Regions from separate parts of the Homo sapiens genome. Here all the other regions are linked to region 1. A link is a contact called in ENCODE Hi-C or POLR2A ChIA-PET data. All regions are on one chromosome and are shown on one strand. Each heading gives the region's core, a stretch centred on a gene start or an enhancer-like site at or near the end of the contact. The rest is flanking DNA. Distances are from core to core; before and after follow the strand shown.

The links. A loop is a pair of places that touch in the nucleus more often than their neighbours do. ChIA-PET counts read pairs that join two places held with the same protein, here RNA polymerase II (POLR2A). Pooled maps may share reads with other maps.
Region 2: a loop to region 1 is called in a pooled map, with 4 times the contacts of the local background. The contact joins the promoter of PRR3 here to the promoter of HSPA1B in region 1. A Hi-C loop is called at or near these places in 2 of 50 pooled maps. POLR2A ChIA-PET finds 5 or more read pairs at or near these places in 2 of 52 experiments (B cell and T-cell).
Region 3: a loop to region 1 is called in a pooled map, with 6 times the contacts of the local background. The contact joins the promoter of CUTA here to the promoter of HSPA1B in region 1. A Hi-C loop is called at or near these places in 13 of 50 pooled maps. POLR2A ChIA-PET finds 5 or more read pairs at or near these places in 2 of 52 experiments (CD8-positive, alpha-beta memory T cell and HEK293).

The regions. Positions count from the first base shown.
Region 1 is chr6:31,825,841-31,829,290 of GRCh38, reverse strand. HSPA1B (heat shock protein family A (Hsp70) member 1B) reads right to left here and starts at 1,553. Exons shown (of 1, transcript NM_005346.6): 1 at 1-1,553. The coding sequence starts at 1,340. RefSeq lists enhancers at 532-1,160, 1,161-1,790, 1,814-2,625.
Region 2 is chr6:30,556,006-30,559,757 of GRCh38, reverse strand. It overlaps PRR3 (proline rich 3), which reads right to left and starts at 2,463. Exons shown (of 4, transcript NM_025263.4): 1 at 2,308-2,463; 2 at 1,546-1,608. The coding sequence starts at 2,413. It overlaps GNL1 (G protein nucleolar 1 (putative)), which reads left to right and starts at 3,269. Exons shown (of 12, transcript NM_005275.5): 1 at 3,269-3,627. The coding sequence starts at 3,555. RefSeq lists enhancers at 2,296-2,860, 2,861-3,425, 3,426-3,752.
Region 3 is chr6:33,416,651-33,420,354 of GRCh38, reverse strand. It overlaps CUTA (cutA divalent cation tolerance homolog), which reads left to right and starts at 2,248. Exons shown (of 6, transcript NM_001014840.2): 1 at 2,248-2,396; 2 at 2,660-2,874; 3 at 3,045-3,104; 4 at 3,213-3,258; 5 at 3,386-3,435; 6 at 3,579-3,704. The coding sequence starts at 2,355. It overlaps SYNGAP1 (synaptic Ras GTPase activating protein 1), which reads right to left and starts at 290. Exons shown (of 19, transcript NM_006772.3): 1 at 24-290. The coding sequence starts at 90.

The DNA.
Region 1 (3,450 bases), core at 304-2,803:
CTCTCGCCCTCGTACACCTGGATCAGCACCCCGGGTTGGTTGTCGGAGTAGGTGGTGAAGATCTGCGTCTGCTTGGTGGGGATGGTGGAGTTGCGCTTGATCAGGGCAGTCATCACGCCTCCGGCCGTCTCCAGCCCCAGCGACAGGGGAGCCACGTCCAGCAGCAGCAGGTCCTGCACGTTCTCGGACTTGTCCCCCATCAGGATGGCCGCCTGCACCGCCGCCCCGTAGGCCACAGCCTCGTCGGGGTTGATGCTCTTGTTCAGGTCGCGCCCGTTGAAGAAGTCCTGCAGCAGCTTCTGCACCTTGGGGATGCGGGTGGAGCCCCCGACCAGGACCAGGTCGTGAATCTGGGCCTTGTCCAGCTTGGCGTCGCGCAGAGCCTTCTCCACGGGCTCCAGGGTGCTTCGGAACAGGTCGGAGCACAGCTCCTCGAACCTCGCCCTGGTGATGGACGTGTAGAAGTCGATGCCCTCAAACAGGGAGTCGATCTCCAGGCTGGCCTGGGTGCTGGACGACAGGGTCCTCTTGGCCCTCTCGCAGGCGGTGCGCAGCCGCCTCACGGCTCGCTTGTTCTGGCTGATGTCCTTCTTGTGTTTTCTCTTGAACTCCTCCACGAAGTGGTTCACCAGCCTGTTGTCAAAGTCCTCCCCACCCAGGTGGGTGTCCCCGGCCGTGGCCTTCACCTCGAAGATGCCGTCGTCGATCGTCAGGATGGACACGTCGAAGGTGCCCCCGCCCAGGTCAAAGATGAGCACGTTGCGCTCCCCCTTGCCCGTTCTGTCCAGGCCGTAGGCGATGGCGGCGGCCGTGGGCTCGTTGATGATCCGCAGCACGTTGAGCCCCGCGATCACACCCGCATCCTTGGTGGCCTGGCGCTGCGAGTCGTTGAAGTAGGCCGGCACGGTGATCACCGCGTTGGTCACCGGGTAGCCCAGGTACGCCTCGGCGATCTCCTTCATCTTGGTCAGCACCATGGACGAGATCTCCTCGGGGTAGAATGCCTTGGTCTCCCCCTTGTAGCTCACCTGCACCTTGGGCTTGTCTCCGTCGTTGATCACCTGGAAAGGCCAGTGCTTCATGTCCGACTGCACCACCGGGTCGCCGAACTTGCGGCCAATCAGCCGCTTCGCGTCAAACACGGTGTTCTGCGGGTTCAGCGCCACCTGGTTCTTGGCCGCATCCCCGATGAGCCGCTCGGTGTCCGTGAAGGCCACGTAGCTGGGGGTGGTGCGGTTGCCCTGGTCGTTGGCGATGATCTCCACCTTGCCGTGTTGGAACACCCCCACGCAGGAGTAGGTGGTGCCCAGGTCGATGCCGATCGCCGCGGCTTTGGCCATGCCGGTGCCCTGCTCTGTGGGCTCCGCTCTGAGACTGGGGGCTGGAAACGGCGGACGGGATCCGCGACAAGAGCTCAGTCCTTCGGAACGCCGGAAACTCAACACGCCGGTGCCTGCAGCCGCACAGGTTCGCTCTGGAAAGCCTTGGGACCGCGGGAGTCACTCTCGAAAGACGAAGCGGACCCTCGCAGCAGCTCCTCAGGCTGGCCGTTTTCCGGACCGCGCGCCCCTCGGCTTTTATAAGTCGTCGTGGAGACCCGCCTTTCCCCTTCTGAGCCAATCACCAAGCTCGATGAGGCTGCCAGGTCGGGAATATTCCAGGGGTTTCGCCTCCCGTCCTGCCCCCCAGCCTTCCTTGGACCAATCAGAGGGCAGGGTGCCGCCCTCTGCTCAGAACTCTCCAGAGTCTTCTGGGATTCACTGGAGGGGACAGGGGCCCTGAGAGAAAGGGGGAGTGGTGGTGGGAAGGGTGTTGGTCTCCATGGCGATGCTGGCCGCCTGCCCTTCAGTAGGTAATTGACAGGAAGGGCCCGCTCTGGGCGGTGCGAGATTGGTCGGATGACTTTGGAGACAACCAGAACCCGAAAGTTACCTTGTTTCTCGAAGGAGGCGGTGCATCGATGTGCCTGGGAAACTCTGATTGGACTGTGTCTGTGAAGGACGGAGCAGCCTTGGGTCCTTTCTCCGAGGCACCTAATGGCCTAGTCTGCCTGAGAAACGGACCGGCTCTCCCGGATGTTTTTTCCGTCTTAATGGGAAGGAGAAGGAAAGAGATAATGCAATATAGTTTTTGACATAATCTTTAACCTACAAGGATAGAACAACTGGGAATAGGAGCCTTTAAATTTTCACAAGGAAAGCAGTTGTGTAAACAGGCAGTTCTTAGCAAGACAGGGGCACCCATCCAAGGAGGAAGGGAGGCGCTGGTCGGGTAATGGGAGCAGTGGGTCCGCCGCACCCCTGTCCCCGCCCTCAGCCGCTCCCCTCAGCTGCAACCAGGAGTTAGAAAAAAATTTTCCTTAGTATGTAGGCCGTCCTTAAGGCATTTGGGATTCCTCCATTTCCCTCCCCATTCCTAGCTTGGGGTCTGGGACACCTCCTTCCTACTTTCTCAATTCCTGGTTCACTCCTGGACGGTGTGTAGAAGTAGGACCTCACAGTCCCGAGTAAGATTTTCTGTCTGTCCCTGAAACCCCTAGGCTGTTACCGTTTTTAGGTCAAATTTAACAAGATGGTGACCCTGGGAGGGAGGTGCGGGGGGTGTTTAGCTCTCTTTAACATCACATACTACAGCTGTTTGGCAGGTGGCCCTCTTTAAGCAAACTGTGTGGAGTGATGCTGGAAAGCAGGAGGGGTTGGGACCCAGGTTCTAGTTACTAGCTCCTCTTAACACCTCAGGTTATGTGTCTTAAGTTTGTTGTTTTCGTTTTGAGACAGTCTCGCTCTGTCGCCCAAGCTGGAGTGCAGTGGCGTGATCTCGGCTCACTGCAACCTCCGCCTCCCGGGTTTAAGCAATTCTCCTACCTCAGCCTCCTGAGTAGCTAGGATTACAGGCGTGCGCCACCACGCCTGGCTAATTTTTGTATTTTTAGTAGAGACAGGGTTTCCCCATGTTGGTCAGGCTGGTCTCGAACTCCTGACCTCGTGATCCGCCCATGTTGGTCAGGCTGGTCTCGAACTCCTGACCTCGTGATCCGCCCACCTCGGGCTCCCAAAGTGCTGGGATTACAGGCGTGAGCCACCATTCCCGGCCTGTTGTTTTTGTTTGTTTGTTTTGAGACTGAGTCTCACTCTGTCGCCCAGGCTGGAGTGCAGTGGTGAGATCTCTGCTCATTGCAACCTCTGCCCCTGGGGTTCAAACAATTCTGCTGCCTCAGCCTCCCCAATAGCTGGAATTACAGGATGTGCCACCACGCCGGGCTAATTTTTGTATTTTTAATAGAGACAGGGTTTCGCCATGTTGGCCAGGCTGAATGTGTCTAAGTTTTTATCCTAGATTCCAACTTCCTGCGGATTCTCCTTCCTCCTGTTTTAAATACGGTTGCATTTAGTAATTTACTTTCCCTTTGTTTTTTTCCTTCATTCTTAGTGTGAATGCAAGACCCTTTGT
Region 2 (3,752 bases), core at 1,214-3,713, 1.3 Mb after region 1:
GTCATCTGGTAGTTCTATTTTTAATTAAGAGGAACCTCTTCATATTGTTTTCTATAGTAGTTTCACCATTTTATAATCCCAGCAGCAGTACACAAGAGTTCTAATTTCAAAGTGGTATATTTTTATCTTGCATTTACTTGACAATTAATGATATTGAGTACTTGTTCATTTAGACCTTTAGTTCATTTAGATCTCCATTTTAATAAGGTGTCCTGTGTTTTTGTCAATTTTTCAAATGGCTTGTCTGGAAGAGTTCTTTATATATTATAGATACAGGATCTTTATTTGTTATATTTATTGCAAATATCTTCTATTGTATGGCTTCCTGTTAATTTCTTAATGGTATTATTTGGCAAGTTTGTATTTTGTTTTTTCTTTTTTTTGAGACAGTCTCACTCTGTCCCCCAGGCTGGAGTGCAGTGGTGCAATCTCAGCTCACTGCAACCTCCGCCTTCCAGGTTCAAGCGATTCTCCTGTCTCAGCCTCCTCAGTAGCTGGGATTACAGGCACACACCACCATGCCCGGCTAATTTTTGTATTTTTAGTAGAGACAGGGGTTTCACCATGTTGGTCAGGCTGGTCTTGAACTGCTGACCTCGTGATTCGCCCGCCTCGGCCTCCCAAAGTGCTGGGATTACAGGCGTGAGCCACTGTACCCAGCCGCAAATTTATATTTTCTAACGGAGTTCAATTTATCAATCTTTCCTTTATGGTTAGTGTGTATACGTGCATTTCTTGTCTGTTTAAGAACTCTTAGCTACTCTTAGAAAATACATTTACTTTCTAGAATAATTATTCTCTTACCTTTTATACTTAGATCTACAGTCCATTTGAAATAGATCTTTGTATATGATTATGAGTGCAAGGTGAAATTCCATTTTTTTCACATGAATATCCAATTGATCCAATATCATTTATTGAAAAGACCAACTTTTCAGTTCCATCTTCATCATAAATGAAGTGTCCACACATGTATGGGCCTGTTATTGGACTCTTCGGGACATAAGTCCTATTGACTTATGTCTATCATTGTTTCCAAACTGCATCGTTGTAACTATTGTAGCTTTATAGTAAGTCTTTTTTTCTTCTTGTATTTAGAGACAGGATCTCACTATGTTGCCCAGAGTGGCCTCAAAAACTCCTGGGCTCAAAGGATCCTCGCACCTCAGCCTCCTGAGTAACTGGGACTACAGGCGTGTGCCACCATGCCCAGCTTACAAATCTTGATATTCATAGTAAGCCCTCCCACTTCAAGATTGTCTTGATAGTCGCCTTGATATTTTGCATTTCCCTATAATAATGTGTATTTCCACAAAAACATTATGGGTGTTCTGACTTGGAATGCATGAAATCTGTTTATCAATTTGGGAAGAAGTGACATTTTTACAACATTGAGTTTTTAAATCAGCAAATATACAACTTCTCTCCATTCATTTAGGGATGGAATCCCTGATCTTTTATTTTTAAGTCCTTCCTGGGTTTTATCCCCTCCCTTGCTGTCTTCTCTACGACCTAATACAAGGATCAGGGCCCCTTCCTCCTCACCTGACTTAGGGTCGCCAGGTTTTCCATTGGCCATGGGGGGAGGGCCCAGAAGGCTGGGTGGTCCTAAGAGCAGACATGAAAATATGGTCATCAGAATGGATTAAAGGACTGATGATTCTGTTCTTAGGTGTTTTTCTTGTATTACTTATTTCTTAATTCAACCAGTAAAGTCAGGTATATTTTCAGCAGTCTTGGGAGTTCTCACCCCATCTATCTGCCCTTTTTTCTGCAAAGCTGTTTCAGGGTTTGCAAAAAGTAGATATTCAATCAAAGGGGATAATGCAGGAAAAGATACTGACAACTTTTTTTCTTCACCGTACCGTCGCTATCCAAAACAACCTAAGTGTCTCCAGACATGAACCAATCCCTCACCTTAACTGCTGGCCAGAGGACTAGTTTAGAGAAAGCTGCACCTGTACCTTTTCAGTCAAAGTCTGGATACAAACTGTCATCCCAGTCATCGCAATCTGCAACATCTCTACTACCCCTTTCCCCTACTGTTCTGCGGCTGCGCAAAAGAGCTCTTTATTCTCTCCACCCCCGCCTTCTCCAGAAAGGTCTGGGGCCGTATTGAGGTTGATGGTTCCAGTAAGAGAACTCCTGGTTCAAGGCTCCATTTGGGAGAGCCCCACTTCCATCCCTCCCCAGCGCGTGCGCCCTTCCTCCTTCCGTTACAGCCCCCTCCTTCGCACCTTATTAGCCCCTAGCCCCTTGCCCGGACGGGCTTGACAGGCATGTGCACATCCCTCCCAGACCCCTCACCGATGGGACTCCCATCCTCCTCATCTCCAGTCTCTTCCCGCTCGGGCAGCGGGGGCTGCTGCTGTGTCGGTGGCTGGTGATGATTCTGCTTCTTTCGTTTCGGCATCGTGTCTGCGGCAATGGCTGCAGCGGGATTTGGAGGGTAGTGAGGAAGGGGCACGCGGGGATTCTGTTTCCGCTTCCGGGGGGTCGGTGGGCAGCAATGCTGAGGCTCCCGCCATTCCACTTCCGGAAGGTTGCGGAGAACATCTGCGGCGGCCGCATTCCGGAGCCAACTGCCTCCCTCCGTCTCTGCCAGGCATGGCGGCAACCTCACACCTTCCCTTTGCTGCGTTTCTATAAATGCTTTGAAAAAATTACTCTTTTCTTCCCTCGCTGGAAAACACCACAACCAGCTCCTCAGAGTGTGTCACAGAGTCAACAGGCTCTCGGGCCAGAGGGCCTGAGAAGAGGACTGTCGCACCGTAAGATCGCCACATCCGGTCCTCGGTTACTATGGTAACAGCTGCAGGCACAACTTCGTGCCCTTTGACCTCCCCCCAAAAGTCCTTGTCCCGCTTGGGTTTCCCTTCTCGCCCGCTTTTGCACTTATGATCTGTAAACCTGCTCCTTATCATCGTTCCCACAAGGAATTTGGGTCCCAACAGGTCGGCACCCAGGACTCTCAGACCGCCGCCCTCCCCTAAAGACCTCTGACCGTGCCCCCGGTGTAGTCCAGCAACCTGGACGCAGTCTCGGCTTTCCACTAAGGTCAAGCCCGGGGCTTTGTAGTATAGCCTCAGCGTGTCCACGCCCCCTCTCCCCTAGGTAGTAGGCCCCGCCCTCCGCTCCGCCGCCCCCTCCAGGTGAGTGGTAGGTTCTCCCGGGAGCGCAAGGTAGTGATGACACGCGCCCCCCCTCCTCCGAACGCGAGTTGGTAGCGTCCGTGACGGAGTTAGCCTGGTCCTCCCACGCGCGCCTCCTTCCTCGCCGCCGGGGCGCCCTCTCGGTGCCACTGGCTCTCACGTGCCAGTAGCCCACCCCGCATCATCCTCTCGCCTCGCTCCTGGAGGGAAGTGACTATATCTCCCCCGTCCGCCTTCCATCGCCGCCGCGGCGGTAATTCTGTCGGGCCCGCCCGCTGACGTCACCTGCTAGCCCCGCCTCCTCTAGGGTCCCGGGCCCCTGCGGCGGGGGCTGCCCCGGGGGGCAGTCAGTTGAGGCGGCGGGAGCTCGGCGGAGGGCGGGCCAGGTGACTGGTCCGGGCCATGCCGAGGAAGAAGCCATTCAGCGTGAAGCAGAAGAAGAAGCAGTTGCAGGACAAACGGGAGCGGAAGAGAGGTCAGTGCGGGAGCGGGAGGAGGGGGCGGGGCTCGGGCTTCCGCACATCTGGAAGGAGGGGTGTGCCCGCTGCACCTCTGGGGATCGTGGGAGGGGGTCGTGGGACCGCGTCAACCCTCGCGGCC
Region 3 (3,704 bases), core at 999-3,498, 1.6 Mb before region 1:
CTCCCCCTCCCCCCACCACGTACCTCTGAAGGGGGCATAGGACATCGCGGGGATGCTCCCCCGATGGATGGAGGCTCGAGACCTGCTCATCAGGCCTGGGGGGAGGGGGCGGGGGGACGGGGGAGAAAGAAGAGAGAAAGAGGGGGAGAAAGAGGGGGAGAAGGAGGAGGAGGTGGAGGAGGAGGAGGAGGAGAGAGGAGGAGAGAGGAGCAGAGAGAAGCAGAGAGGAGGAGAGAGGAGGAGGAGGAGGAGAATAAGAGCCAACGGCAGCAGCGGCAGCCGAGAGAGAGGGGGGGCGGGGGAGCGAGCGAGAGCGAAGAGAGCAGGAGGAGGAGGAGGAGGGAGAGACTCTGCAGCCCCCACCCCTACTCCGGGAGGCCCAGATTGTGAGAGAGAGAGAGACCCCTGACTCAAAAACACACCAGAGAGAGACAGAGGTCCTAAAGATGCAGACCCCAGACCCTGAGACAGAGAGACCCTAGACCCACAGAGAAAGATACTTCACCACCCCCCACTGTGGGGTAATTTGAGACACAGGGCCAAAATCTAGAGGAAAAGAGACTCCTGATTTGAGGAAAAAACGACCCCAGATCCCCCAGAGAGAGAAGCTCAATATCAAAATCTGAAAATCCAGTCTAAAAAGGGTTCTCCATACCTACAGATATCTTAGACTCCAGACCCTGAGATGATGATTTCAGGGACCAGGACCTGAGACCTAGACTCAGAAAAAGATGAGGCCCAGATTCAGAAAGAGCCAGATGTAGAATTAGAGCTTAGAGAACTCAGACCTAGAAAGAGACCCCAGACTCAGATCTCAGAGACTGATAACTTAGAGACAGAGACACTCCTGACTTAAGGGGAGATAGAGACTTCAGCTGGTCCGGAGATGGACAACTCAGAGACCCAAAATTCATGAAGAAGACTTCGAAAGACCTCAGAGTGCGACCACAGACCCTGAAACATAGAAACCCCCCAAACCAGAAGCATAAAAGGAAACTCAATCCTAAGAAAGATCTCCACACAAATACTGAAAGACCCCTCCGAAATCTGTCTCAGAGACAAACTCCAAACTCAAAGACAGAGATCTCAGGGAACCTCCCCTCCCCACTTCCCTGCCCTAGAACCTCCGAGAGGTATAACCCTGACGTCAGCCTGGGAAACTCCGAGGCATCCCCACCACCAGACCAATGACCTCAGACCTTGAAGGGAGGGGAAATATTGGGTGGGGGCAGTGGCAAGAGCTTTTTTCTCTGCACCTCCTCCCACCTCTCTGCCTCTCATTGGCCCCTCTCTCCATTTTTGGGTCACAGGATGTGCTTGGGCCCCAGGGAAGTTATGTAGGGCAGGTCCTGGCTCCTTGGGGGATGGGTTAGGGAAAGGAGACCCGAGGCTGAGAGGTGGACCAATCCTGGGGAGTGGAATAGGCAGGGAAGAGGGGACAGAAGGACCATCACCACTGTCCCCATCCTGCAGCCCTCGTTCTCCTTCCCTCTGATTCAGTAGTCTGTCTCAAGCTTTGGGTTTTCAATTAAGATGGCTAGGCCCCATTTTCACCATCCTCTACCACAGGGTCTCGCTCTGTTTTAAAATGCTTCTTTCCTCAGCTAGCTATTGTCTTGCCATGCCCGTGCCTGCCTAATCACTCCCTGCTACCCAGGGACAGCGGGCTTCTAGATCACCGTTGTTCATTCCCAAACCCAGGCATATCTCTGCCCAACTAAAAGGGCAGGGGGCGCTCTCTTAACCCCTGAGTTTGGGGTGAAGGGTCCTTCTCAGACCCTCCCACTCCTTAAGACCTCGGAAACAGTGCAGGGGAGGTCACTAGGCACATTGTGGGGTTTAAGGATGATTCCCCACTCCACAGCCTGACGCATCGACTCTGCGGGGTCTCTGGCCCCCCTTTCCTGGAACCAGCTCTCGCCTCACGTGGCCTGCGAGGCTGGCCTGTGATTGGCCACTTGGCGTCACTCACTGAGTGCCGCCGCCGAAGAGGACCGGCCCCCTCACGTGACAGTGGAACGCCGCAGCGGCTCTCCTCAGCCAGCAAGTGGCAGTTTCGGGTTCACACGGAAACGGGCGTGCCATTTCCGCGCACGTCTGCAGATGCGGTAGTCGATTGGTCAAGTCTCCCATGGCTCCTCCTTCATCAGGAGGTGGGCAAACCGCGCCATGATAGGGTCGGGATTGGCTGGCTCTGGAGGCGCAGGTGGTCCTTCTTCTACTGTCACATGGTGCGCGCTGTTTTCTAATCACGTGGCTGCCACCCAGGTAAGAAGAGGCCGCTCTTCCTGGGGTTGTTTCTCCGTGTGACGTGTGGCCTTTGAGATCAACTCTCCTGTACCAGCGTAGGCCGCATGAGTGGGGGGCGGGCTCCCGCGGTCCTGCTCGGCGGAGTGGTGAGTGACCGGCCCCGCCCCGCCCCTTCCGGTCCTCGAAGCCTCGACCGCTACCCGCACCCTAAATCCCAGAGGTTGGCCCCCTGAGGTGTGAGTGAAATGAGCTTTTGCTTTATTTTCCAAGTTTCTCTCTCACCTTCAGGGGCATTCTTCGGGGGTGCATCAGAGGGAGGGCAGAGCCTGAGGATCTAAGCGAAGGCTTCCCCGGGTGTAATTTCCTGGGCTGTTTGTGAGGAGAGATCGAATTCGCCTCCTGCTCTCAGGCCTCTCTGCTCCTGTCTTTTGTTTGGATGCCGGCGCTGCTGCCTGTGGCCTCCCGCCTTTTGTTGCTACCCCGAGTCTTGCTGACCATGGCCTCTGGAAGCCCTCCGACCCAGCCCTCGCCGGCCTCGGATTCCGGCTCTGGCTACGTTCCGGGCTCGGTCTCTGCAGCCTTTGTTACTTGCCCCAACGAGAAGGTCGCCAAGGAGATCGCCAGGTAGGGACCTCGATGTGCAGCGAGAAAGGATGATCATGAAGGGACAGTTGGGGGTGGGGCAGAAGAGTGCTGCTTTCTCCTTTCTCCAGCTCTGGAAGCCTGTCTCTGGGCTGCCAGTACAAAAACTGGGGTTATGGGGTACTCTGAATGGGACTGTCTCTTCACTCCAGGGCCGTGGTGGAGAAGCGCCTAGCAGCCTGCGTCAACCTCATCCCTCAGATTACATCCATGTGAGTCATAGGAGTTGGGGGGTTAACCTAACTGTAGGAGCTGACTGGGAACCTCTTTCCTGGGGGAAATTCTTTGCTCCCCACAACTCTCCCCCTCTGACCTTTCAGCTATGAGTGGAAAGGGAAGATCGAGGAAGACAGTGAGGTGCTGATGGTGAGAAACATTTCCCCCACCCAACAAAATATCCCCAATCCCTGACCCCTTTAGCCCTTACCCCTCTTCTGAGAAACTGAACTCAATCCCACTCCTTGATTCAACCATGTTTATCTTTGTCCCTTAGATGATTAAAACCCAAAGTTCCTTGGTCCCAGCTTTGACAGATTTTGTTCGGTGAGAACTTTGAGATGGATGGGGTGAGGGTGTGTACTGTGTGGGTGTGACTTGCTGGGCAGTCTAGGGCTTGCGTGTAAGGGAGTGGGTTCTTTTGGGTAAATCTTTGAGTGATCCCCTTCCCCCACCCACCTATTTTGTAGTTCTGTGCACCCTTACGAAGTGGCCGAGGTAATTGCATTGCCTGTGGAACAGGGGAACTTTCCGTACCTGCAGTGGGTGCGCCAGGTCACAGAGTCAGTTTCTGACTCTATCACAGTCCTGCCATG